Linked DNA regions of Mus musculus: all the other regions are linked to region 1. A link is a loop called in an ENCODE intact Hi-C map of the cell type or tissue named here. Cell type or tissue: heart. All regions are shown on one strand. Region 1 has its middle 32 kb from the start of Gm39523. Region 2 overlaps Dmd (dystrophin, muscular dystrophy). Region 3 has its middle 78 kb from the start of Tab3.

Region 1 (8,000 bases):
ATATCTTGCAGGCAGGACACCATTGTAGATCAAAGGGTTTGTGGCTGGGTTGGGATTCATATTTCTTCTTTGGTAGCATACAGTGTGTCTTCCTGTACCATGAACACTAGTCAGTAGGTATGAAAAGGCTCTAGTTAGGCACCAACTTGACTTCTCCATGTTCTGTGGGTTATGTAGATGTGTTCAGCAATTAGACCTCGTCTTCACTTTGTGGAGAGCAACCTATAGTTTTGGCAATAGCCTGGGTTGGTTCCAGGTTTCCATGGGACCCCTTTGGCCAACAATTTACTTAGATGTAACCCATTCCCAGTACTAGAAACTTTATTTGGTGACAAGAAATGGCCAATTGGGGCTCTGTTCCCCTTTAAGAATGTGTGTGTGTGTGTGTGTGTGTGTGTGTGTGTAGGCAAACCTGTATTTTCTTAATTAGTGATCAATGGGGGAGGGCTTAGCAGAGTATAGGTGGTGCTGCTATCCCTGAGTTGGTGGTCCTTTGTTCTATAAGAAAGCAGGCTAAATAAGCCATAGGGAGCAAGCCATTAAGCAGCATCCCACCATTGCCTCTGTATCAGCTTCTGCCTCTAGGTTCCTGCCCTGCTTGAACTCCTGTTCTGACTTCCTCCAACAGCAATATGGAAGTAGGGTCTGAATAAACCCTTTACTCCCCAAGTTGCTTTTTGGTAATGGTATTTTACCACAGCAATAGTAACCCTAACTAAGACAAATGGTATCGCTGGGTCTTCAGGTAAATAGATTCCTATCTTTCGAAGGAAATGCCCTGCTGCTTTCCATAGTGGCTGTACAAGTTTGCACTTCCACCAGCAATGGATGAGAGTCCCTTTATTCCTCCACATACTCACCAGCATGTGCTGCCAGTCTTCTTTTTTTTTTAATTTTCTTCTCGCTTCTTTTCTTTTCTTTTCTTTTCTTTTCTTTTCTTTTCTTTTCTTTTCTTTTCTTTTCTTTCCTTTCCTTTCCTTTCCTTTCCTTTTCTTTTCTCTTTTCATTTCTTTTCCTTTCTTTTCTCTTTTCATTTCTTTTTCTTTCTTTTCTCTTTTCTTTTCCTTTCTTTTCTCTTACTTCTTGTTTTAGACACTGTGACAGCTTAAGGATGAAATCTCAAATAGTTTTGATTTGCTTTTCCCTAATGGCTAAGGCTGTTGAACATTTCTTTAAGTGTTTCTCCAGTAAAGCTGGAGTTGTAGATAGATTTTAGTTAAATTTGGTTTTTATCATGGAACATCTCATTTTCTTCATCTATTTTGATTGAAAGATTTACTGGTTATTATAGTCTGGGCTGACATTTATGGTCTATTAGAGTCTGCAGCAATCTGTCCAGGCTCGTTTGCAGTTTTAGTCTTCATTAAAACATAAATTATAATTCTAATAGGTTTATATTATTATATTATATATTATATATTTTTTAATAATAAAAATATATTAAAGAAAAGATATCCATTTTTTCTAATGTTTCTTCAATGCCTGAGATTCTCTCTTCCATATCTTGTATTCTGTTGGTGAGGCTTCCTTCTATGATTTCTGTTTAAATTCCTAAATCTTTCCTTTCCAAATTTCCTTCAGTTTGGCGTTACTTTATTGATTCTATTTCCACTTTATTCATTCCCTCCCATGTTTGTGTTTTCATATATTTCTTTAAGGGATTTATTCATTTCCTCTTTAAAGACTTTGTGATGGCTTGCATATGCTCGGACCAGGGAGTAGCACTATTAGAAAGGGTGGCCCTGTTGGAATAGGTGTGTCACTGTGGGTATGGGCTTTAAAACCCTCACCCTAGCTGCCTGGAAGTCAGGATTCTGCTAGCAGCCTTCAGATGAAGATGTAGAACTCTCAGCTCCTCTTGCACCATGCCTGCCTGGATGCAGCCATGTTCCTCCCTTGATGATAATGGACTGAACCTCTGAACCTATAAGCCAGCCCCAATTAAATGTTGTCCTTTATAAGACTTGCCTGGGTCATGATGTCTGTTCACAGCAGTGAAACCCTAACTAAGACAGGCCTCTATTATATTCATGAAGGCTATTTAAGATCTTTATCTTGTGCTTCTGCTATGTTGAAATTCCCAGGGTCTACTGTTGTAGAGTTGCTGATCTGTAGTGGAGACATATATTTCTGGCTGTTATTGTGCTTTTATACTGACATCTAGGCATCTGGCATTGGGGAGATTATAATTCTAGTTATGATCTTGTCTCTGTCGGGTGAGTGTTTTGTTCGTTGGTTTATGATGTCCTCTCTGGTTCTTAGGAGAGTGTGGTAGCTATGTATTTCCTGATAGGAAATTGTTTTGGGATTCTGATAGGTACTGACACTGGGGGCTCCAGGTAAAATAAGTGTCTGGGTATAGGATGGAAATGAGCTTGGCAAGCTGAGGAAATCCACGTGAGGGTGTTCTACCTGGATCTGCTTAGTCCCCTAGGAATAGAGGCACAAGGTCTACTACAGAGCTGTGGATGTGGATGAGACTGGGGGATTAGATTTGAAGGAGTTGAGGGAGGCATGAAGATATGCAGTTAGGCTGCCTGTTTCCCTGGTTAGAGTGTCCTCCAGAAGTAAGTTTTCTAGTATCTTACTTTGGAAAGCACTTTGATGACATGTGATTGGTACCTAAACACCTATGCATATTTAATCTTGATGAGAGTTTGGGGATGAATATGCACTTGAAAATCATCATTACCATCAAGGCCATCCATATACCTCATCTTATCCACAGGTTTCTCATCTCTTAAGTTTTATGTGTATAAGAGAATTGTGAGCTATAAATTACATGCTGAATATTAAACTCACACACATCTCATGCTACTTGGCACTTTTCAAACCCTCAGTTCTTCATTTCCTCATTCCCTTAGCCAATACTAATCGCCACACTAGTTAGTGACTATGTTTGACTTTTTCCCTTTGGTGCTGTAAATCCAACCCCATGACCTTGTGCATGCTATAAGCACTCCACATCCAAGCTACACACTTGACTCTTTAGGATTCTCTATAATAACGCTATAAGAGTTATCATGCACTGTTGTCACACAAGGTAGGATTTCCTTCTTATTATAGCTGAATAACATTATTTCTGTGTATTTATGTGTATCACAATATCTCTATTTTCCATCAATGGACAGTGTATTACATATCTTTGCTACTGACAATAACCTCCCCTCTCCGTGCTAAACTTTTGTCTTGCTTGAGCTTGGGTCTTGTGCAAGCCGTCATAATCACTGTGAGTTCAAACACTGCCATCCACAGCCTCTGGCTCTTCCAGTTTTCTGACAAATCCCTTTTCCACAATGATCTCTGAGACTTGGAAGGAAGGGATGTGGGATGTGGAACAGATACCAGTTAGGGCTAAGCACTCGGTCCTCTTTTTCTCTGAACCTTGATCACTTGTGGCTCTCCGTATGACGTACCATCTCCTGCAAATAGGTTATTCTGAGGAGGCTTAAGAGATGCATTAGCTGATGGTCTAACTATAAGTTGTTAGAAGTCAATTCAATACAACGTCCATTTAACAGAAGCCTAGTCATTCTATTTAAAGGGTTGAGGGAAGAGATGTGGGAGGGTTTGGAGGGAACAAAGAAAATGATGGAATTATATTTTAATAAAAACTGAACCACCATGATAGTCAGCTCTCGCTCTCTGTCTCTATCTCTCTCACATTGAGTTTTCTTTAAAAAGCTAAAAGCTATCTTGATCTTTCAGATATTGGTCATTATACAATCAGCTTCTTGTGCCTTATTTTGTACATCATTTCCACTGAGTTATTGAGAGCGGGATGCTTATCGGCTTGCAACGTCATCATCTGCACCATGATCAAGTCAACATTTATTCCAGTTTTTGTAATGAGGCTTTGTTTGTAGCTATCCTAGAAATTCCAAGCCTTCAGCTCATTTTCTCTGAATAGATAGACATTTCTTTGTAAGCACTAGATGGCGCTCTAAGACCAAATTCACCTCATAGCAGCTGTGTCTATGTTGCTCTTTCAAGCACCAAGTCTACATTAGCTCCGAATCTGCAGATGATCTGTCATTCAGCACGATCTAGTGTACCTAAAGTGAATAGTTCATCTCTGTAGGCCTACACTTCAATCCAATACAGGCCCAGATGCCTCATCCACAGTCATTGGCCTATGCTCAGGCCTCGTCTTGCTGGTAACATTTCCAAGGGTCTACATAGTGAGTTGGAACCACCCTCATCTGTGTAGCTCCAATGGCAGGCAGTGACACATGCTAAAACGAGGGACCATTCTATTATAGTACATATGTCTGCCTGGTGCAAATAGAGGTCACATGAGTTTGTGTTTGGGCCTAGCCTGTTGCTGGCCCTCACTGCAGAAGACTCACCATTGAGCTCTAAGGCAAACTTCTGAGTTCACTCTTCTGCCTCATTTGACAGCAGATTCTTAGTCCCTATTCTACTGCTAGAGCTTGAGGAGAAGAGTGATCGTAGCAGACTCTTGACCATCTAAGGAGAATTCAGAGGATCAGGCCCATGACCCCAGTGGATGGTCTGGTGTGGAGTTCCACCACAGATGGCCTGGTATTGGTTTTCCTGTCTAAGGTATGGACTTAGTCCCTGCACTTTCTCCAAAAGAAAGGCATCTCTCGATAGAAGGCACAGCTTGGAGTTGAGGAAGGTATAGCTGAAGAAAGCCTTTGTAGTTTGCCTTCTGCACTGCAGCTTTTCTTACTATAGTATAGAAAAGCAAACACTACACATTTTCTTAGTTCTTTGGATGACAGCTTGGTACACTCGGCTGTTCACGGTTTGTTTTGTTTTCTTTTTCCTGCTGAAAGTCAGTTGCTGGAGCATCTTACTCTGCCTTCTTGGACCTGATCCAAAGTAGTTTTACTTCTTTTCCAATATGAGTACTTTTTATTTCTCAATCGTTTCAGCTGGCATTGCCTGTGCCATGCTGGATGGCAGTGGTGAAGGCAGCCATCTTTCATTCTGACTTTAGGCAATGTGGGAAAAAGAAAGCCCTGCGCACTGTCGGGAGGAATGTAAGTAGAGTCGGAGCGGAAAACAATATGGCAGCTCCATAAGGAATTAAAAATGTAACTATCATATCAGCATACCATCTCACTACTAGGTATTGATTCAAAGCAAATACTGTCAGTTGTGAGAGTTAGATGGGAGGACTGTGAGTTTGAAGCCAGTCTGTTTACCTGTGTGTGACAAACCAGCTCAGGGACTTGTTTCACTCATGAAGAATTAACTCCCCGGCCTATGAAGATTCGCGACTCTGGCCACATTATACAGCGTTTGCTCAGCACACAGTTGAGCTGTCCTTTTCTCCATTACCATCTCATTATTTGCAAAGAGGCATATTTTTTATTGGACATTTTCTTTATTTACATTTCAAATGTTTTCCCCTTTCCCGGTCTCCCCTTCGGAAACCCCCTATCCCATACCCCCTCCCCCTGCCTCTATGAGGGTGCTTCCCACCCACCCACTCCCATCTTCCCAACCTGGCATTCCCTTACACTGGGGCATTGAACACCCTCAGGCCCACGGGCCTCTCCTCCCACTGATGTCTGAAAAGGCTATCCTCTGCCACATATGTGGCCAGTGCCATGGGTCGCTCTAGTCCCCGGGAGTTCCGAGGGACCTGGCCTGTTGACAATATTGTTCCTCCATGGGGCTGCAACCCCCCTCAGCTCCTTCAGTCTCTTCTCTACTTCCTCCATCCAGGGACACCCGAGCTCAGTCCAAAGGTTGACTGCTTCTGTATTTGTCAGGCTCTGACAGAGCCTCTCAGGAAGCCATTTTTCAGGCTTCCATCAGCAAGCACTTCCCAGCACCCACAATAACATCTGGGTTTGGTGACTGTATATGGGATGGATCCTCAGGTGGGGCAGTCTCTGGACGGCCTTTCCTTCAGTCTCTGCTCCACACTTTGTCTCCGTATTTCCTCCTATGAATATGTTGTTCCCCTTCTAAGAAGCACTGAAGCATTCACATTTTGCTCTTCTTCCTTCTTAGTCTTCATATGGTCTGTGAATTGAATCTTGGGTATTCTCAACTTTTGGACTAATACCCACTTATCAGTGAGTACATACTGTGTTTGCTCCTTTGTGACTGAGTCACCTCACTCAGGATGATATTCTCAAGTTCCATCCATTTGCCTGCGATTTTCATGAAGTCATTGTTTTTAATAGCTGAGTAGTACTCCATTGTGTAAATGTACCACATTTTTTTTATCCATCCCTCTGCTGAGGGACGTCTGGGTTTTTTCCAGCTTTTGGCTATTATAAACATGGCTGCTATGAACATAGTAGAGCATGTGTCCTTATTCCATGTTGATGTATCTTCTGAGTATATGCCCAGGAGTGATATATCCAGGTCCTCAGGTAGTACTATGCCCAATTTTCTGAGGAACCGCCAAACTGATTTCCAGAGTGGTTGTACCAGCTTGCAATCCCACCAACAATGGAGGAGTGTTCCTCTTTCTCCACATCCTCACCAGCATCTGCTGTCACCTGAGTTGTTGATCTTAGCCATTCTGACTGGTGTGAGGTGGAATCTCAGGGTTGTTTTGATTTGCATTTCCCTGATGACTAAGGATGTTGAACATTTCTTTAGGTGTTTCTCAGCCCTTTGAATTTCCTCAGTTGAGAATTCTCACTTTAGCTCTGTTGCCCATTTTTTAATAGAGTTATCTGTTTCTCTGGAATCTAACTTCTTGAGTTCCTTATATTGGATATTAGCCCTCTATCGGAGGAAGGATTGGCAAAGGTCTTTCCCCAATCTGTTGGTTGCCTTTTTGTCTTATTGGCAGTGTTCTTTACCTTACAGAAGGCATAAGAGACATAAAACTGGGAATGTACCTCTCACAAGAGACATCATTTTCAGCTCTGAATTATTTGTGCAACTTAGTCTGCTACAGATGTGGAGAAACCTAGAAAGAATGCAACATTTGCCGTCTTTTTTTTCTTTTTTTATTATTTTCTTTCTTTACATTTCAAATACTATCCCCTTTCCTAGTTTCCCCTCCTAAAATCCCCTATCCCCTTCCCCCTCCCCCTGCTCCCCAACTCACCCATTCCCATTTCCTGGCCCTGGCATTCCCCTATACTGGGACATAGAACCTTCACAGGACTAAGGGGCTCTCCTCCCATTGATGACTGCCTAGGCCATCCTCCTGCTGCATATGCAGCTAGAGCCATGAGTCCCACCATGTGTTTTCTTTGATTGGTGGTTTAATCCTAGAGAGCTCTGAGCGTACTGCTTAGTTCATATTGTTGTTCTTCCTATGGGGCTGCAAACCCCTTCAGCACCTTGGGTCCTTCCTCTAGCTCCTCCATTGGGACCCTATGCTCTGTCCAATGGATGACTGTAAGCATCTACTTCTGTATTTTCCAGGCACTGGCATAGCCTCTCAGGAGACAGCCTCTCGGGAGACACAGCATTTGCCTTCTCTTAACTAACTCCATGGCTTGGTGTTCTTGATATGTCTTGTTTTCTGACAGTAGAAAATTTTCTTTGTAATTTGAGATGCTGTCTTTATTAAAGTCTTTGTGGATTTGCTTGAACAAAAGGACTTTTTCATTTTACTTCATGTTTGAATTAAGCATTCTTAAGAGCTCTGTGAGTTTTGGGGTGGCTTTATTCATTTATTCTTTTACTTATTTACCTATTTGTTTATTTTAGTAATTTTACATTTAATGCCTTACAATCAGAAAAAAATGTAGCTTATATAATTCCATTTCAGAAATTGCTTTTGGCAAACAATAGACATTTAAAAATAGTTGCTCCTTGTCTTAGTTAGGGCTTCCATTGATGTGTAGAGACACCATGACCAAGGCAACTCTTAAAAGAACACCATTTAATTGGGGCGGGCTTACAGGTTCAGAGGTTCAGTCTGTTATCATGGCAGGAATATGGCAGCATCTGGGCATGCATGATGCAGGAGGAACTGAGAGTTCTACATCTTGTTCCAAAGACAAACAGAGGACAGGCTCCCATGTAGCTAGTAGGAGGGTCACAAAGCC
Region 2 (8,000 bases), 1.6 Mb after region 1:
TTTGATTGTGACTGTGCCCTGATATTTTCCCTCTTGAAGGAAGAAACTGTTTTAGTGGAGCCCACAGTTAAGAGACTTTTAATTGTAAAAAGACTTTGAATTTTAAAAGAGATGGATATTTTAAAGAGATTGAAAATTTAAGAATATGTAAAGACTGTGGGACTTTTAAAGTTATTTAGAATGGGGATGAATAAGATTGTAAGGGTTGAGGCTTACTAGTGATGTTTTTCTGTGTCAAGTTGACAAGGGGTCAATTGTACTGGCTAGTTTTGTGTCAACTTGACACAGCTGGAGTTATCACAGAGAAAGGAGCTTCAGTTGAGGAAATGCCTCCATGAGATGCAATTGTAAGGCATTTTCTCAATTAGTGATCAAGGGGGAAAGGCCCCTTGTGGGTGGGACCATCTCAGGGCTGGTAGTCTTGGTTCTATAAGAAAGCAGGCTGAGCAAGCCAGGTGAGGCAAGCCAATGAAGAACATCTCTCCATGGCCTCTGCATCAGCTCCTGCTTCCTGACCTGCTTGAGTTCCAGTCCTGACTTCCTTTGGTGATGAACAGCAGTATGGAAGTGTAAGCCGAATAAACCCTTTCCTCCCCAACTTGCTTCTTGGTCATGATGTTTGTGCAGGAATAGAAACCCTGACTAAGACAATTTGCCATTTCTCATTTAGGTTCCTATAAAATTTTAAGATTTCATTTTTGTATATGGATATTACAAAAATAATGTACACATATTTTGGTAAGCCTGAATTACAGTTTTAATTTTTTAGGTAAGGCATTCACTGTGTAAAAAATAATGAGCATGCAGTGAAAAAGTAAATATGTTTACAGTGAAAAATACTTGTCCCACTTCCAAACCCCACTCAGTAGTTACACTTTCACAGTCAATGAAAATTTCATAATTTGAAATATTTATGGAGCAAAGCAAGAACTAAGCCAACACAGTGTTAGAAAGTGAGAGCTTTTCATTCAGTTTTACTGTTTTCAATATAGCCAATCCTTGTAATTTTACAGCTCTAGATTGACATTTTATTCTGTAACACACTGTTTATTTTATGGATCCTTAATCCTCTCTAGGTTGTGAGCCTGGTTCTCAGGCTACAAATGATTTTGGATTACTGCTTTTAAGTTTCTCACAATTTTTATACCAACAAAGTTTAGAAAACCATTCTTAAGGTTTTTATTGTTTTCTTCACTGTTGAAGTTTATTAATTCTGATGCTCCTGCACTCGCTGCTTATAATAACTTTTCATTTATTTTAATATGAAGTATTTTTAAAAGTTGGACAGCTTTTGAAATTTGATGAAGTCAATTCAGTCACTAAATACACTTTTACCATTTTTTAAGTGAGACAGCTATAATTTGCCTAAAATGACGTACAGGTTTCTCTGAAGCATCCCATTCACTTGAGAAAGGTTCAACTAAACTTTTCAGTAGGGTTTGGAAAATATCTATTAAGGCTTCAAGAAATAAATATTTTAAGCTTTATACTACTCATAAACTTTTATGTTGTACAGATATTCAGTTATAACTCAAATCCAGTGTTAGACTCAATGTAAGTAAATGGTGTGGGTGGATGTCAATAAAACTTTATTTTTAGAAATATGTGGTGACCCAGGATACAAACTCTGGGTAGGAATTAAACAACCTTTGATCTACAGGACTAAGACACATGTTCCAAGTCTGTCCTGTTGTATAGGACTATTTTTTGAGCCAAACTGTGACCATCTTCAGGAATTTTTCTGGGCCTAATCATCAGATGGGGTTGTGGCTTGTTCACTTTCTTTCTTGAAAGATGGTAATGGAAGGGTCACAGAAGCATCACTTGAGACTGAGACATCTGTACCAGAAAATTACAAGCAAAACTGACGTAATTGCCTGTGCCCTTGGAATTTTTGAGAAGTGATAGGCTACATAAGTGGGCAAGGATGATCCGAGGAGAACTACCTAGTCCTGGGGTAGTTATCAAACATGTTGTGTGCAGTATGACCAGCTTAAAGTCAAACATGCTTTTACCTGTGTGAGCTATTCATTCCTGGACATCCTTTGTGAATCACAAAACTGGTATGTCATTACGTTCTTATTTTTTCCTCTACATCTTTAATTTTCAGCTAATGATATGTAATGTAGATTATTTTAGGTTAACCTTTATGTTTCTCCTTTTGTATGATATTTTCTCCTATGTGCCTTTACAGTAAAATTGATATTAAATAAACCCTCTATACCCACTGCCATAGCCTTTTATGAGAGCCCCTGATACCTCAGCTTTCACATATAGCTGATCATCTTTCCTATTATTAGTTGATTATTACTGCAGGTAATTACTATACCACCACACTTACTTTCTGCTCCCAATATGGTCACTGGGCAAGTAAACTGTCTGTGCTACACTGGAGTGTTGAGCATCACAAAATTTGCAAAGCTTGCATTTATTTGGAACATGTAGGTATATCTAAGAATGCCTTTTCAACAATGACTTACTTTCTTTCTTAGTAATAGATCTCCCCAGAATACAGTTTGAGCTTCTTAGGAAAAGCACAATGACTACTCCATGTCTTATTGGCACATTCACATTCACAGTGCTGCTTTCGCCAAGTAGACAACAAATCTAGCAGAATAAAGCGAGTATGCTATAGGAAAAGATGACTTCTTTTTAAAAAAATATTCATTTATTTATTCATTTATTTTAATGTATGTGAATACACTGTAGCTGTCCTCAGACACACTAGAAGAGAGCACCAGATCCCATTACAGATGGTTGTGAGCCACCCTGTGGTTGCTGGGAACTGAACTCAGGACCTCTGGAAGAGCATTCGGTGCTCTTAACCACTGAGCCATCTCTCCAGCCTGAAAACATGATTTTTTTTCTTTTTTCTTTCTTTTTGTTTGATTTATTTCAGAAGCAGAAACAGGCTTGATTCAAATCAATTTCTGGATATCCCATGTCATTAGCTTTTAGAGCAATTCAAAGTCACATTTTTACCAGGAAAGAAAGAGACCACCCAAGTCATAGTTTATATTGCTCTTCCTCCTCTCCCTCCTCCCCCTTTTAGAAAGGGTCGCATTTTTCCCTTGCTGTCCTCAAATTCACTATGTAGTCAGGGATGGTCTTGAACTTCTGATCCTCCTGTCTCTACCTCTAGGAGTGCTAGGCATGTACCACCGTACCTGGAAAACATGATTTCTTAGTAAGCATTGTTCTTGGCCTTCATGTGTTCAATGTATTTTATAAAGTTATGGATGTATGAATAGCTTCCAAAGAGATTTTTACAGATTTATATCTTCTGTTTAGGAGCCATAAATGCTTGTGTTTTACATTTCATTCTTTGGAGTCTAAATACCTCAGAAAAATTTTTAAAATGCTGCTTGTACTCATTGGTGTTTTACAGAAGATAGAAATATTCTGTAGCCTATGGATGACAATATCATGTCTCCATTGTTTATATTAATACCAATTTTAGTCACTAATTATTTTTTTACCAATTCAAATTTGGTATAGAATGTATTACTACAAGAACCCACTGGAAATAATTTTTTAAAAAAATAATATTATTTTAGAAAATTGTTGATCTTGTTAATAAAAACACAAAATGGTTATTTAATAGAAAAATTAGAGAAATGAATCACATACTACAAACAATAATAGACGCTGCACAAGCCACCTCAGGTGTCACACAAATATGAGGACTTATGAATACTAAAGATTTCAAATCAGTGTTTCCGACTAAAACAAGATTAACAACATCAAGCATTCGATACATACTCAGTAGTGTTACTTAAAAATAATAGCTAAGTGGACTTGGGAAATAGTTTAAGGCACTTGGTGCGCTTGCAGAGGACATGAATGTGATTTCCAACTACAGGACAGCACGCAACCATATTAACTCTGGCTCTGGACATCTTGCGCCCTCTACTGGCCTTTGTGGGAACTGGGCACACAAGAGGTGAGCAGAAACGTAGGAAAAATACCGGTGCACAGAAAAGAACATAAAAATAATAATGATAAAACCTGATAAGTGCTGATAGCACCATTGACATACAAATACTTTAGGTTATTACTAAGAATGCAATAAATCTTAGCCTTATTTCTATTGTACTTTTACAACTTTGCAAGTGTTTGTAGATGGGTATCATAGGACTTTCCCTTTTCAGACACGTATATGAAAAAGACAGTTCATAGCTTTATGAATACGCTGATAAACTATTATTTATTAGATAAATTTATTAGATAAATTATTTAGATAAATTTATTAGATAAATTATTTATTATATAAATTAAGTTCTTTCACTAAAACTTCCTCCTCCTCCTCCGCCTCCTCTTTCTTCTTTCTCTTTCTCTCTGTGCGCACACACATGCATAGGTGTGTGTGTGTGTGTGTGTGAGAGAGAGAGAGAGAGAGAGAGAAAGAGAGAGAGAGAGAGAGAGAGAGAGAGAGAGAGAGAAAGAGAGAGAGAGAGAGAGAGAGAGAGAGAGAGAGAGATTGCTCTTCCTTTATGACTGTATCACTTTCAGTGCTTGTATGCTTGCTCTTTGCCAGTCTTATATGAATATGTGCATACTTAAGATTTTAGGAGAGAAGACTGCCTGGTCTAGCCTCAGTGGAAGAAGATGCATCTAATTCTGGGGAGATTAGAGGACTCAGGGAAGGGGAATCTTCCAGGTTGGGAGAGTGTGAGCACCCTCTTGGAGACAAGGGGTAGGGGGAATGGGATGTGAAATTGTGTGTGGGGGGACCAGGATGGCTGGAATGTAAATAAATAAAATAATTAAAGATTTTTAGGAGAATATTATTAAACACTATTTTGGTTTACAAAATACTTAATAAATATCCATATGTTTTATTTATGTTTATTTTTGAATGATCGTTATTTTCATCTCCCATTGACTTGATTGCTTAACAAGGAAAAAAGTGCCGTTGATATTATTGGTTTCTAGACATCTGGAAATTTCTCTTGCTCTTTTATAAATAATTTTGCCACAGTCCAAAGTTCTTTTAGACCAACAAAAGTATAAAGAGTGTGATATTTGACTGTTCCATCATGTTGGGAAAATATTTAGGGTATATTTCATTTTCAGACAAAAGAATGGATAATGTGAGCATATGCTAATGTTAGCCTAAAAATTATTCATCTTCAACATCTCGATTTGGCACAATTAGCACTCTGTAAAAATATCCAGGATAGTAAAAATAGTTTTCTATTAGTGAGCTTTAATGCTATGATAATATTAAGGTTTTTTTGAAAGATCAGTTATAAAAACTGAATCAGCAACCCTGATCAAATAATTATAATTTCTAAGAATTTAGGCTAAATACATTGAGAACTTGATAGATTCCTGGGTCCTTCCTTATAAATGAGGCTTTAACACCATTCTAATTTACACATTATTCAGATTGCACACCAAGTGAAGATTATGTGATATAGGAGATATCAGATTCTAAAAACTAACTTTAATTTGTCAGGACTTTCAAAATAATATCTTCATCTCTATTCCGAGGTGACACATGGAATACGTGTCTCAAGCTTACGGTAAGAACTGCTGCAATACGTTTAGGCCATAGACTTGTAAAGTACACTTGTAGGAATTGCAGATTTAAGTATCTAATTTCCTTAAAGACATGTTGGACTAGGTACTATTATATCCACTTTGCATATGAGAGTTTGGGAAGCAGAGCTGTATACTTCTACTCAGGTTCAAAAAGCAAAAATATATGTTGATATGTTGTGTCTCTTGTATCGTTCAGGTCACCAAACATCATCTATTGAAAGACAAGGAAACAGACCCCTAGAGTAGACTCTTGTGTTAGGTGCAAATAATATTGTTACAGGTCAGTTCTATTTCTGAGAATTATAATTTTATATTTCAAAGGAAAGGACTCATAAATGATATGAAGTTCTTGTAAAGTAAAATTTTATCATACATGCCATCTTCATAGACAATTCTCACGTTCAATTTCTCAAGACTTCCTATGAACATTCTAAAGAGTTACATTTGATTTCCATGTAATGGTGTTCTTCACATTATTCTCTGTTCTAAAATGTTTTTTTTTCTTCTACATTTTCTTAGAGTTATACCCTCTCAATTTGTATCTTTTTTCATATTCTCAAATAGAAATTCTTAATATTTTCTGTGTTCAAGCCTAACACATCTTTTGCTTTGATAATGGTATTCTCATTATTCTCTTTAAAATCACATTATTTGTATGTCAAAGGTTGACATACAAAACCTCTACATAGTTAACATATGTATCTTAATGATATCTACTTGTGAAATCAATACAATCCAAAACATAAAAATATCACTCACCGACAAAGGTTTTTCTCAATCTTTTCAGTTGTTGTTTGTGGTAGTCATTTATAATGTCAGGTATACATTATATACTTGATATTCATATGCATTGTGTTAGATAATAATAGATTTACATAGATTATCTTGTATAATTGAAACTTTGCTCTTTTCAATCGAGTATCTTTTATCTGTTCTGCTTTACATAAGTTGTCCAACTTTGATTTGAGTTGTTGCTATTGCTAGTAAACTATAGTTAATATTTTCTACGTCAGAAAAATTTATCAGTGACATTTTAATTTTCTTTAATAGATACCAAACAGGTAGTTAACCTATACTTTTAGAAATTGAATTAAAGTAGCCAAATAATTGATTTTAATACAAATGACAAGCATTCATTTTGTATTATTATATGCTTCAACAGAAACATGTTCTACAGATCAGTAATTTCATGTTTTATGATTTGATGTGCTAATATTTAAATGTTTTAAAATTTTATTTGCATAATGTTCCTATTTCTTTCTCTAGTTCATCCCTTGTACTATTTCTGCCAGATTCCATATGCATAGTCTTCTCTTTAAAGCCACTGTTGTTAAATTTAAATGACTGAACACATAAATACAGCTTGATAAGTCCACTTAGTGATGCCTATAAGTATATGTTATGAGGACTGAATGCTTGGTATTAGAAAACCCAATGATAGCAGGGTGTGGTGGTGCATGCCTTTAATCCCAGCACTCAGAGACAGAGACATGCAGATTTCTGAGTTCGAGGCCAGCCTGATCTACAAAGTGAGATCCAGGACAGCCAGGGCTATACAGAGAAATGCTGTCTCAAATAAACAAAACAGAACACAACAAAAGATAAGAAAACCCAATCATGGGCCTCACCCCAGAGGAAGATGTATTCACCCTCTCTCAGCTATAATGACATGCAAATATCAGCAAGTTATTTGAATCCATCGTTTTTATAATTGACATTTGCTAAATAGCATGATTTCCAATTCACAAAGTTTTTTAAAGAATTTTAAATTATATAATAAAGATGTTGAACTATATTAAGTATGGAATCAATGAAAATAATGTTCATAAGACTATATATAAATATGCATATACATATTTATATAATTGTCACATTTATATACTATCATTAAATTATAAAATAAACAATACACACATAAACCTTTCAAATGCACAGCTAAAATATATAACTATGAATGAGAAAGGATATATGGAAGTTACTTTAGAAACTTAAGGAGTTACAGAGACAAAGTTTAGAGCTGAGACGAAAGGATGGACCATCTAGAGACTGCCATATCCAGGGATCCATCCCATAATCAGCTTCCAAGCGCTGACACCATTGCATACACTAGCAAGATTTTGCTGAAAGGACCCTGATATAGCTGTCTCTTGTGAGACTATGCCGGGGCCTAGCAAACACAGAAGTGGATGCTCACAGTCAGCTAATGGATGGATCACAGGGCTCCCAATGGAGGAGCTAGAGAAAGTAGCCAAGGAGCTAAAGGGATCTGCAACCCTATAGGTGGAACAACAATATGAACTAACCAGTACCCCAGAGCTCTTGACTGTAGCTGCATATGTATCAGAAGATGGCCTAGTCGGCCATCACTGCAAAGAGAGGCCCATTGGTCTTGCAAACTTTATATGCCCCAGTACAGGGGAACTCCAGGGCCAAAAAGTGGGAATGGGTGGGTA
Region 3 (8,000 bases), 150 kb after region 1:
GACTTCTATGGCCATAGAGGATTGCTGTGGCTAGTGTTTGTTTGTTTGGTTTGGTTTGGTTTGGTTGGCTTTTTGACTATTTTATTTATTTACACTTCAAATGTTGTTCCCCTTCCCGATCTCCCCTCTGCAACCCCCCTATCCCACCGCCCTCCCCTGCTTCTATGAGCGTGATCCCCCACCCACTCACCCACTCCCACCTCTCTGCTCTAGCATCTCCCTATTCTGGGGCAACAAGCCTCCACAAGACCAAGGGCCTCCCTCCCACTGATGCCAGATAAGGCAGGCCACGGACCCATCCATGTGTACTCTTTGGTTGGTGGTTTAGTCCCTGGGAGCTCTGGGTTTTCTGCTTAGCTGATATTGTTCGACCTATGAGGTTGCAAACCCCTTTAGATCTTTCAGTTCTTCCCTTAACTCTTTCATTGGAGTCCATTGGCTCAGTCCAATGCTTGGCTGTGAATGTCTGCATCTGTATTGGTCAGGTGCTGGCAGAGCCTCTCAGGAGACAGCTATACCAGGCTCCTGTCAGCAAGCACTTCTTGGCATCAGCAATAGTGTTGAGGTTTGGTGTTTGCAGATGGGATGGATCTCAAGGTGGGGCAGTGTCTGCTCTTTCCTTCAGTCTCTGCTCCACTTTTTTGTCCTTGTGTTTCCTTTAGACAGAAACAGTTCTGGGTTAAAATTTTTGAGATGGATAGGTTGCTCCATCTCTCCACTGGGGGCCATTTCTATCTACTGGAAATGGTCTCTACAGGTTCTGTCTTCCCTCTGTTGGGTATTTTGGCTAATGTCATCCCCATTGGATCCTGGGAACCTTTCCCTTCCCTGGAGTCTGGGACTTTCTAGTGGCTACCCCAAGTTCCCATCCCCTACTGCTACATATTTCTACTCATTTTCCTGACTCTCTGTACTTCTCTCTTGTTTCTCCCCATACCTGATCCTGCCCCCCCCTTTTCCCTACCCTCCCATGTTCCTCCTTCCTTCTACCTCCTGTGATTATTTTTACCCCTTCTAAGTAAGATGGAAGCATCCACACTTAGCTCTTAAGTGTTGCCTTGTGTCTTTCTTGAAGAGAGTCTTATGTAAGTGAATGAATGCACAAATAACATTTCTAGTTCCAGGTAAGCCCTAGTACACTTGAGAACCCACAGAATCATAAGGAAGATATTGACAGACACCAAGGTACAAACAGCAAAAGCCCATTCCTTGTGCTGGAGAGTTTAAAAACCACACACACACACACACACACACACACACCATTGATTTTAGTGACATGTCACCTGACTAAATATCCCCATATTATTAAGAGTTGGTAGATAAATTGGACACAGGGAGAGAAATCAGAGGTGAGTTTCTTGAAGTGACAGGATTAAGCTGAGTTGAAATGAGTAAAAGAAGTTGGCCACGCAAAGAAAGATCAAGAATATTCCAGACATGAGGCACAGGGTGATTAAAGATGTGGAACAGAGTCTTTTCTGGATTACTGGACTGCAAAGACCAAGGCAGGATGATTGGAGAGGTAAGCAACTGCTAAATTACACTGGTGCTAAAGAGTAAGAATGCTTTTGAATGAGGCTGATGGTAGGATAGGGTGGGAAAGAATCAGGAAGGTCCTGTTTGTAGTAGCTTCTCTGGTGGTGTCTGCAGAGACTTCTATACACTAGTGCACTTCATGTTGGAGTTCAGTTAATCATATTCTCAGCTCACAGCAATCATTATCCCAATTGCTCAAAGGTCTTCTGTTTTCTCTCTCTCTACCTTTTGTTGTTTGTGATCAAACTCCCCTCTTTCCCTGGTTCTTCCTTCTCATCTCACTGGATCGATGTATATCTGTTTTTAGAAAGAATACATGTAAAAACATGCACTTTATATTTTCACTTTAGAGCAACGCAGTGAGGCATATTCTACTTACAGTGATTATCTGGGGCAGGGGGACATCAAGTGTGCTCACTCTTTACTGGAGGTACTGATTTTGATTACTTGGACAGAAAATGATCTGATTACTATCCTTGCAACCCTCCCTTTTTTCTTCTTCCTCATTGTGTGTGTGCGCGCACTCGTGTGTGTGTGTGTGTGTGTGTGTGTGTGTGTGTGTGTGTGTGTATGAGCACGTGTATGTAAAGGTCAGAGCACGCACGTGTATGTAAAGGTCAGAGATAAATGAGCTCCTCAGTTTCCACCTTCTGTTTTGAAACAATGAGCCGGGAGCTTATCAGTTTGGCTGGAATGACTAGCCACCAAGAGCCAGAGATCCTCCTGTCTCTCTATCCCCAGGCTCTATCCTCAGGTGTGGAATTACAGGCATGTGCTACGTCACCATCACTATGCCTGGCATTTTACGTGAGTGCTGGAGACCAAACTCAGGTCTTCATTTTCATTCAGTGAGCCCTTTACTGACCAGGCCATCACATCAGCCTGATCTGGTTTTTAAAAAAATATGTGCCCAGTACTTAAGTTCACTTCCTGCTTAATGCAGTTACTAGAAAGGCATGAAGGGCATTTTTAGCTGGTTTTTCAGCTTTTCATTTCTGCCCCCAGGACAAGCCATAAAAAAAAAAAAAAAACAAAAAAAAACGATCAGACCATCTCCTTCTTTTAGAGGCAAGCACAGACATACCTATGGGGCTTGAGTGTTGTGGGTGGTCAACACATCCCTGTGATCTGAGGAGTTCAAGCAGTTCCTGATCCAGGGCAGATCAGAGGTGGAAAGAAATTCTCTCTTCAGCACACCACCAGAAACTACAGATAATAACCCACTCCTAGGTATTGCTTAGAATTGGCTTGGTCATGGAATACAAAGGTAAAACAACACACAAACAATAAACAAGTGTTATTCCTACAGTTCAGAACCATCTGTTATTGATTTTTAAATGCTCAAAATGTTGTAACTCAAAGGGGAAGAAAATCAAGCCTAATTTTCATAAAGATCTAAAACAGTCACCTGTCTAATCTCTCCTTTGAATCTGCCTGTGCAAGCTTGCCTGCCTATCTGTTTGAACAAGGGGAAACAGAGCTTGGGCGTGGGGGTGGATTACAGAGGGAGAAAACATATTCACCAACATTTCAGAGATACAGCCTGCCTATGTATATTTACAGTATACAGATAGATTTTTGTAGATGACTGTCCTTGTAAAAGGTAGCATGTGTATATTACTCATTTACAGTGACTGACGGTTATGCTGTCTCACATTTAAACAGGTACTCCAGGCCTGGGAAGTAGAACACAACCAGCAATTACCCAAAACTGTTCCAAAGGGAAAACATCAGTGCCCCCATCAGGGGAAAGCAGGAGATGCAAGGAAATATTCAGAGTATCCTGGTTTAAATATTCTAACCATACACTTTCATGACTCTGCCCATGTTCACTGTTCCCTGCATCTTGGAATATGCCCATCTTCTACTCTCTTCCTCCTAATTTGCATGCTTGTTGCATCTATGCAATACCAAGCTGAAGGCTAATTTGACTTCCCCTTATTGGAATATTTAACTAGCCTTTAAATGATAATTTCTCTACTAGTAAGCTGTGTCCCTCATTATTTTCTCATTTTTATTATGAATAAATAATTTATATATAACAAATTATGTGTACACATATATGTATATATACACATATATAACAATATGTATATGTATACACACATATAAAAACAATATTATTAAACAATAATCTTTTCCTTACCACTCTCTCTTTATAGCCATGGTAATTTTTATTTTACTTGCCTTTCTATTAATTTGTCTATTCTATGAACCACATGTAATTGGAATCATGTATTTTTCCTTTTGGCCTGGCTTGTTTCATTTGGCATAAACTTTCAATGTTCATCTGTGCTGAAGCACATATCAGAATTCCATTCCCAGGTCTCAGGTACATTCTAGAGGGTCCCCCCCCCCACTCATACCTTTTGAGGTTGCCTGTTTCCTTTCTTTCTGCTGGTCTTAAGGGATTCACTCCTGTTTCTCCCCAAAACCTGATCATGTTCTCCTTTTCCCCTCCCTGTTCTTTCTACCACCCAGTCCCCTCTCTTCTGTCCCCGTGATTGCTTTCTTCTCTCTCCCAAGTGGAAATGAAGTATTCTCACTTGGGCCCTTCAGCTTATTAACATTCTTGAGTTCTGTGGATTGTATCCTGAATATTCTATATCTTTGGGGCTAATATTCACATATTAGTGAGTACATACCATGCATATCCTTTTGGGTCTGAGTTTCCTCACTCAGGATGATAATGTCTAGTTCCATCCATTTGCCTTCAAAACTCATGATGTCCTCATTATTAATAGCTGAGTTGTATTCCATTGTGTAAATGAACCACATTTTCTGTATCCATTCTTCTGTTGTGGGACATCTGGGTTGTTTCCAGCTTCTGGATATCACAAATAAGGATACTATGAGCATAATAGAACACATACCCCTGTGGCATGGTAGGGTATATACCCAAGAGTGGTATAGCTGGGTCTTCAAATAGATCTATTTCCAATTTTCTGAGGAACCTTCAGATTGATTTCCAGAGTGGTTGCACCAGAGACCTGGGAGGTGAGAAACGCTCACGAATCAAAGCGAGGGACCTTAAATCAATTACCTAATAGTGAGAAGAAGGAACTTGTAGAGCCTACCTCCAGCAGAAAGACAAGACATAAAGTGGAGGAATGGGGTTCCAATCCCATAGTCAAAAACTCTGACTCAGAATTGTTCCTGTCTAAAAGAACCTCAGGGACAAAAATCGAGAAGATATTGAGGGAAAAGGTGGTTCAGTGACCTGTCCAACTTTGGATCCATCTCAAGGGGAGGCTCCAAGGCCTGACAGTATTGTTGTGCTTACAGACAGGGGCCTAGCATGGCTGTCCTCTGAGGGGCCCAACAAACAGCTGAAAGAGTCAGATGCAGATACTTATACCCAAACAATGGACAGAAGCTGGGGACCTCTGTGGTTGAATTAGAGAAAGGCTGGAAGAAGCTGAGGAGGAGGGTGATCCCATAGGAAGACCAGCAGTCTCAACTAGCCTGGACCTCCAAGATCTCTCAGACACTGAACTACCAACCAAGCAGCATACATTAGCTGATACAAGGCCCCCAACACATATACAGCAGAGGACTGCCTGGTCTGGGTTTAGTGGGAGAAGATGAACCTAACCCTCAAGAGACTTGAGGCCCCAGGGAGTAGGGAGGTTGGGTGGGGTGAGGGTTGTGTGGGGACATCCTATTGGAGACAATGGAGGAGGAATGGGATGAGGAACTGTCAAAGGGCAAACTGGGAGGGGGATAATGACTAGATTGAAAAAATTAAAGATAATTTAAAACAAAGAAAAAGATAAAAAATAATTTCATTACCCTTTAAGGCTAATATATATCATTGTATGTATATATCATGTTTATTTACCAATCTGTCAAAGGATGGTTTGTTTCCTTCTTTGCCTATTTGTGAATTTTTGCTTAGAACACTGGTGTTTGAGTTAGTTATTTTGGGTAATACTCAGAATACAATTGCTAGATCATATGGTACTTTTGTTGTGCCAGAAAACATTTGTGAAACCCCAAAAGACCACCAAGGAACCAAATCTGATGCAATTGCATTAGGGTCTCTTTATTCAAGCTTGAGCTTGCGCCATACCACTATTTCTGATGCCAGAGATGGGAAGGAACTTCTACCTAAGTTTTAGACAAGCATTTATAGATGCAAGAAGGGAGTATCTAGCCTGTTACACATCTGACTGGGGGTCATTATGTCCTTTAACATACTTGGCTGGTGCTGAGAGACAAAAAACCATAAAACTAACTTCTGTTTAACTTAACTTAACCAACTGATTGGTGGTTGTTAGGAAGTGAAGTGTGAGGGCAGGCTTGTAACCTGCGGGTGCAGATTTATTGGGGAATAACCAGGGAACTGTGCTAGACACAGGTTTTGTTGGGGGAGGGTAGCCTGGAAGCTGGTGTTAGACACAGGTTTTGTTGCAGTGGTAGGGTTAGCCTGGAAACTAGTGCTTGGTACCAGCCTGTTAATTTGAGTTCAACTTAGTTCTCTAAGATGAAGTCAGAACCCTAAAGATTTGGGGTCTTAATTTCATGATTATGTCTTTCATTTTTATTTCAAACAAACAAACAAACAAACAAACAAACAAAAACAAACAAGCAAACTGTACGAACAATAATTTAAGAACTACCTATCATCTGTGCACCTTCCCTGCCAGAGGAGAGCTTGCCTCCAGGAAGTGTCTGACCCTGGAACTCAGGTGAGATTGTCATTTTCTCAACCAACAGATTGGGAAAAGATCTTTACCAATCCTAAATCTGATAGAGGGCTAATATCCAATATATATGAAGAACTCAAGAAGTTCGACTCCAGAAAACCAAATAACCCTATTAAAAATGGGGTACAGAGCTAAACAAAGAATTCTCAACTGAGGAATACCAAATGGCTGTGAAGCACCTGAAAAAATGTTCAACATCCTTAATCATCAGGGGAATGCAAATCAAAACAACCCTGAGATTCCACTTCACACCAGTCAGAATGGTAAAGATCAAAAATTCAGGTGACAGCAGATGCTGGTGAGGATGTGGAGAAAGAGGAACACTCCTCCATTGCTGTTTGGATTGCAAGCTGGTACAACCACTTTGGAAATCAGTTTGGCGGTTCCTCAGAAAATTGGACATGGCACTACTGGAGGATCCAGCAATACCACTACTGGGCATATACCCAGAAGATGCTCCAACTTGTAATAAGGACACATGCTCTACTATGTTCATAGTAGCCTTATTTATAATAGCCAGAAGCTGGAAAGAACACAGATGTACCTCAACAGAGGAATGTATACAGAAAATGTGGTACATTTACACAATGGAGTACTACTCAGCTATTAAAAACAATGAATTTATGAAAGTCTTAGACAAATGGATGGATCTGGAGGATGTCATCCTAAGTGAGGTAACACAATCACAAAAGAACACACATGATATGCACTCACTGATAAGTGGATATTAGCCCATAATCTCAGAATACCCAAGATAAAATTTGCAAAACACATAAAACTCAAGAAGGAAGACCAAAGTTTGGATACTTCGATCCTTCTTAGAAGGTGGAACAAAGTACCCATGGAAGGAGTTACAGAGACAAAGTTTGGATCAGAGACTGAAGGAATGACTATCCAGAGACTGCCCCACTTGAGGATCCATCCCATAAACAACCATTAAACCCAGACATTATTGCAGATGCCAACAAGAGCTAGATGACAGGAGCCTGATGAAGCTGTCTCCTGAGGGGCTCTCCCAGTGCCTGACAAATACAGCCATCCATTGGATGAAGCACAGGGTCCCCAATGAAGGAACTAGAAAAAGTACCCAAGGAGCTAAAGGGGTTTGCAGTCCCATTGGAGGAACATCAATATGAACTAACCAGTACCCCCAGAGCTCCCTTGAACTAAACCACTAATCAAAGAAAACACATGGGGGACATGTGGCTCTATCTGCATATGTAGCAGAGGATGGCCTAGTCGGTCATCAATGGGAGGAGAGGCCCTTGATCTTGTGAAGGTTCTATGCCCCATTATAGGGGAATGCCAGGGTGGGAGTTGGTGGGTTGGGGAGCAGGGAAGTTGTGAGGGGGTAGGGTGTTTTTGGAGGGGAAACTAGGAAAGGGGATAATATTTGAAATGTAAATAAAAAACATCTAATTAAAAAAGAAAATAAAAAGAACTTCCTATCAAGTCAAGTGCTAGCACTGTGTCTTTCAACAATTCAATCTAATCAACCCAATCTAACCTCGTCTACTCTGAGCAACACACCAACTCCAGGATGAGGTCTCTCGAAATGTATGGTCTACTTTATTGGGTCTATAAGAGTATTACTTCAACTATTCATTTGTGTCACTTTAATTTTTGGTTATTTTGAATAACCTAACCTTTGCAGCATAAGGTCCCTCGTCTGCTCTCAAGTGTTAATGGTCTGTGACATATTCCTCTTCATGAGCATAGCACTTTCTATACAGGGAGGAGGATGCTTTCATCATT

What was found. Hi-C counts contacts between places; a loop is a spot of excess contacts. Peaks named below come from ENCODE experiments on the same cell type or tissue, not always from the same donor. Only the 100,000 strongest peaks of a DNase experiment are listed, where the experiment ranks them.
Region 2: a loop joins it to region 1, with 5 times the contacts of the local background. A loop is called at or near these places in 3 of 42 quality-filtered maps.
Region 3: it touches region 1 in a loop (11-fold over the local background); 23 of 42 quality-filtered maps call a loop at or near these places.

The regions. Positions count from the first base shown.
Region 1 is chrX:85,642,555-85,650,554 of GRCm38, reverse strand. No RefSeq gene overlaps it. Among named protein-coding and RNA genes, the nearest start is that of Gm39523, 32 kb to the right of the region's middle. In heart, a CTCF peak has its summit at 3,935 (motif pointing right); no DNase peak of the experiment used is centred here.
Region 2 is chrX:83,997,390-84,005,389 of GRCm38, reverse strand. The region is part of intron 43 of Dmd (dystrophin, muscular dystrophy); the gene reads right to left. Among named protein-coding and RNA genes, the nearest start is that of Gm46696, 120 kb to the right of the region's middle. In heart, a CTCF peak has its summit at 3,908 (motif pointing left); no DNase peak of the experiment used is centred here.
Region 3 is chrX:85,492,415-85,500,414 of GRCm38, reverse strand. No RefSeq gene overlaps it. Among named protein-coding and RNA genes, the nearest start is that of Tab3, 78 kb to the left of the region's middle. In heart, a CTCF peak has its summit at 3,279; no DNase peak of the experiment used is centred here.